Linked DNA regions of Mus musculus: region 2 is linked to region 1. A link is a loop called in an ENCODE intact Hi-C map of the cell type or tissue named here. Cell type or tissue: left cerebral cortex. All regions are shown on one strand.

The links. Hi-C counts contacts between places; a loop is a spot of excess contacts. Peaks named below come from ENCODE experiments on the same cell type or tissue, not always from the same donor. Only the 100,000 strongest peaks of a DNase experiment are listed, where the experiment ranks them.
Region 2: a loop joins it to region 1, with 2.6 times the contacts of the local background. A loop is called at or near these places in 2 of 42 quality-filtered maps.

The regions. Positions count from the first base shown.
Region 1 is chr2:94,570,707-94,573,206 of GRCm38, reverse strand. No RefSeq gene overlaps it. Among named protein-coding and RNA genes, the nearest start is that of Gm24318, 50 kb to the left of the region's middle. In left cerebral cortex, a CTCF peak has its summit at 1,458; a DNase peak (open chromatin) is centred at 1,432.
Region 2 is chr2:95,209,170-95,211,669 of GRCm38, reverse strand. No RefSeq gene overlaps it. Among named protein-coding and RNA genes, the nearest start is that of Gm13794, 180 kb to the left of the region's middle. In left cerebral cortex, no CTCF peak of the experiment used is centred here; a DNase peak (open chromatin) is centred at 1,043.

The sequences.
Region 1 (2,500 bases):
TAGATAAACATCATCGTTTACCACTGAGAACCAGGCACTGTGTTGGTTGTTTGTACATATTAACCCTAATAATATTCATTTTCAAAGTGGATATCACTAACTTTGTTTTAAGATGAGACTGAGTGTGGAGCTGATGTGTCCAATATGTTGAATCTGGTGATGATTTGGGCAGGATTTAAACTTACAAAGCCCTTCGACTTCAAATCCTGGGCTTCTGGGTGTGATATCACTGACTTTTCTTCTTAGTGAGATTCTTTTCATGACAATTTCATGCACACATGAAAAGACGCATGCTGATTATTCTCACTCCCTATCCTCTCTTAGCTCCCCCTACCTTTGTCTACACCCCCCCATTTCCCTACAAATATCTGTCTCACATTCTTCTTTGCCTTATATTATAACTTACTGATGATAACCAAGGATGTGCTGTGTCCTGACCTCAGGATTAGCACCTGGTGGGCTCATCAATGGATGTACAACCAAAGATCTCCAGGGTCTGTCAGTAGCCAATAGTTCAGCAGTAAAGGGCAAGGCCTCGTGAGCCCTTCCCTATCCGTGACTAATTGTTGACAGGGCCAGTCTTGAGCACTCTGAATGTGTGTCCTGCTCCAACTCACGTTAGACACCTAATCCCCAGTGAAGCACTGCACAAAATGGGCCTTTTAGGTTGCGTTTAAGACTCTATCTCAGATATCTCAGATGTGGGTCAACGTTAGAAAAGGGGCTGTAGAATCAGGTTCATTCTCTTGTCCCTCTACCTTCAAAATGAGTAAGCAAACAAAACAAAAATGTGGTTTCTGGCCCAAAATGTGCTTGAAAAGTTGGAAATTTTCATCCAAATAATCCATCTGTACATTTTTCTTTGAAATCTTGAAGAATCTGGCAACTATCACCCTGCAGTCCCACCAAGCTGCTCCAGTCCCATAGTGAGAAAGCCCTATGGTCTCTGGTATGGAGAACCCACCAGTTCCTGTTGTCCTCAGCCCACTCATCTCTCCCAGTAAGCTTCCCACCCCATCCCAAGCCAGCCCAGCTCATGGACAAGGCTCCTCACTTGAGTTTTTAATCCTTGCTTTAAACAAACTGCTTGGCTTACAGAGTCAAAAGGCCTATATGTGCTCATTCTTTGGTGCAAAGAATGAAAGAAGTCTGCAGCCCTGTTATCTCCAGGCTAGGGAGTTTAATAAAACCCAGCTAACACTGCGTGGATTTAGCCCTAAGCATGCCAGGGGCCGTGATCGTGAAAGCAGAACAAGGTAGAGGAGAGGGGGGTGAGACATAGCACAAAGAGACTGTCTGGAAGTGTGACCCTCTGCTGCACCAGGCTGAGCTAAGCTCTTCAGTGAGCTGCTTCTGTGAGGTGAGAGAGAAGCTGGATTCTTACTGAAGGGAGATGCCAGGCAGGAATTCCTGAGCAGGTCTCCTGGATGATCCTCTGTCTCATGAAACTTTAGCTCCACTCACTGGCTGGATGTAAATTAAACTCTAAGGAAGCTTAGTGAAGTCTTTGGGCAGCTTATGGGGTTCAGAAAGAGGGTGACCAGAGAAGCCTCTTTCCCACATAAGTTGTCCATGGCTCCCTGTGTCCTCAGCTTTTTTTCCAGTCTACTCTTGAGACCTCACCTGTCTAGAAGAAAAGGCGACTCCTGCCTGAGCTACAATTATTGTCACATACAGGCTAGGCTCCAGATTCCAGATACCCTTTAAGAAATATGGCTACAGGACTGGAGTGGGGGCACAGTGGGTAAAGCGCTGGCCTTGCAAGCACATAGACCTGAGTTTGATCTCCCAGGGACCCACATAAAAAGGAAGAAAGGGAAGAAGAGAGGAAGGAAGGAAGGAAGGAAGGAAGGAAGGAAGGAAGGAAGGAAGGAAGGAAGGAAGGAAGGAAGGGAGAAAGGGAGGGAGGGAGGGAGGGAGGGAGGGAGGGAGGGAGGGAGGGAGGGAGGGAGGGAGGAAGGGTGGGTGAGATGACACCTGAGGAACAAGTCAAGAGTCTCCTGCAGATTGTGAGTGTGCACACACTACTCTAACTCATCCATCTGAACTTTCCTTCTCCGCAATCTCGTTGAACGTACCCACCTACCATTTACCAATTAGCTATACTACTTAAAGAAAAATAGATCCTTAATGAGAAAGACATGAAAGTAAATGCACATCTTTGAGCGATTTCTATGGGCTCTGTGCTTAAGATTTGCTATCTTCTATGGTGAACCTCATTACCCTCTCTTTGTAAATAAGCAAACTGAGGCTAAACGAGGCCAAGAAATCTGCTTTGAACCACAAGACACCAGCCAGGAGACATCTCTTTAAATTCAGGCCTCTGTTTCTGCAATCCACACTGTGGCAGACTTTCTGCAGCATAAGATCTGTGACTGAACATATTTATTAAGCAGTGGCTGTGATTTTTGAAGAGGGGGATATTTCAGAAACAGCCTAGCCCCTCCCTGCCCGTGTGTGTCTGTCTGTGTGTGTGTGTGTGTGTGTGTGTGTGTGTCTG
Region 2 (2,500 bases), 640 kb before region 1:
CAAAATGAGCCCATCACCTGAAGCTACATTGTTACAGATGCTGAATCCGTATCCAAAGCACACGTTCTTTCCTCTAATCCTTCACAATTATAAAGCAATCCCACTTCACATTGTTCTATCCTCATTTTAAACAAGTATTAGTCACAGAAATTAGTTCCAGATATTAGAAACAGATATTAATTTCCATGTATTTAGAAAACAGAAAGCTAATCCTTAGCAAAATTAAGCAACTTGTCTAAATTCTTACAGCATATGTAGAGGAGGTAACAATTCAAACATGCTTACCAGTAAATCAGTTCTGCATGAAGAAGTTCTTGATTCTTCACATCAGCCTGCTACATGGATCACAAATGGGGTGGATAGAGGTCAGGGTCATGTGACTCTTCTTCAATTTAGAGATGTAACCTTTATCAGGTACTTGGGAAACTGGGGTTAAGTTATGTAGGCCAATGTCATGTTCTGTTATTGTCGGGAAGGTTGCTTTGAGATAGATCACTGAATGGGGGTGGGCTTTGGGGTAGGCTCAGGGAAAGGTGGTGGTGTATGAAAGGTGTTGGTGGAGCGACTTCAGAAGAGAACAGTGAGACACACATATGTGCTTCCCAGAAGAAACTAAAGGGAAGGAAGAAGAGAAGTTTTAGGGGTGGAATGGCAATCCTCAGGGGTCTTCAAAACAAGTCCCAGCTTCAGGGTGATCCTCATATTATGACTGAAGCATAAGTTTTACTTCTTTGCCCTTTTCCCTGTACACATACCCTGAAGTGAAAGAAAATAAATGAACTTTCATATTCATGCTTCACTCAGACATTAATTAAAACCCAGTGCATGGGTGGAAAGCAAAGAAGGACTGTGAACTCACAGGCCCTTCAGCTTGCCCAGGCCCACAGGCAAAACAGCACAAATAAGCAGGGAGCATCTAAGGACACAGTACAGGACAGAGAGGGAGGCAGGAAGTGGGTGTTGGGTGACAGTTTGTATAATAGAAGACCTTAGAGGATCTGGGTGAACTCAATTCTTTATTATTGCCTTGTATTAAAACTGAAGCAGCAAGTTCCTTCATGTGGTTCATTTCAGAAACACTGTAGAAAAACTCACACATGATCTGTGAGTCTAAAATAGAATTCACCACAAGACCAGGACGGGAGAAGTCTATTAGTTCATTGGAAGATAGGCATACCGAATCATGGGCAAGGATGGAAATCGTAAGCTGAGAGCTTTATGAGCCCACCAATCAATTGCGAGCATTGTTATCAGCCTAGGGAACAAGTCCAGCCTGTGATTTATGGCCCATAGGAAACTCTGAAGCAGACAGAGAGGCAGGGAAGAGGCTCTTCTACCACAGTAATAAATTCATGCTCCCAGATTCATTTAAGCCTGCTTTTTAAATTCTCCACCCCTTACCTAATACAATTAAGGCCTGAATTAATTACAAAAGGGGTAAACTAAGAGATGTATTGCTTCACAGGCATGCAAAAGCTAGCTCACTGCCCTACATTAATACTGCTTAACAAATAGATCTCCAGCTCAGGCATAAAAAATTAATCTCTCCTAATTTTCTGGTTCTGGGTGGTCTCCTTCAATAATTCTTATAAAAAAAACTGTCTTTTTACTTCTGTTTCATGATTTTTCTTTGGGTATATCATATCTTAAAGGCTTGAGGAAAGATGCATGCATAAATAGTACTCCAGGGAAAAATTGAATAGGTTTTTTTGTTTTTTGTTTTTGTTTTTCTGGAGATCTTCAATACATCATAATGAAAATACATTTGTGCTTGATTTAAGAAAACACAAGTTCCATAGACTAGATTTTTGTTACTTTAGTAGATTGTAGATAATAGATTATCACAAATACAGGAAACTTAGATTTATTGCAGATATGGTAGTCCTGAAAATAGATTTAAAAAAAAAAAAGGCATGTTGTAAAATCAGAAAAGCTAAAGTCCCATCAGAAGAGGTAAGTTCTCCAGGAAATAAAACCTGATTAGAATAAACATCACCGTAGTCTTGAGTTCCATATGTGAACTTGACTGTCTGGGGTCTTTCTTATAAGTTACTCCAAGTCTGTAAGTTCTTCCCTAGATGTAGTGGGAGAAATGATGTCATTCATTTTATAATATTACTGTATTATTTGATGTTATTTGTGAAAAGTGTTCTAGAAAAAAAAGTACTGACCCAAAACAAAACAAAAATCTCTCCCAACAACTGTGAGCCATTCTAATTATTATTTTGTTGTTATAGTTATTATTTATTTATTTATTCACTTTACATCATGCTCACTGCTCCCCTCCTGGTCCACCCCTTCTACAATCCTTCCCCTATTCTCCCTCCCATTCTCCTTTGAGAGGGTGGGGACCTGTTTGAGTATCCTCCTTCCCTGGCAAGTCAAATCTCTGTGAGACTAGGCACATCCTCTCCCACTGAGGCCAGACAAGGCAACCCAGCTAGAAGAATATATGTACAAGCAACAACTTTTGGTATAGCCCCACTCCAGTTGTTCAGGA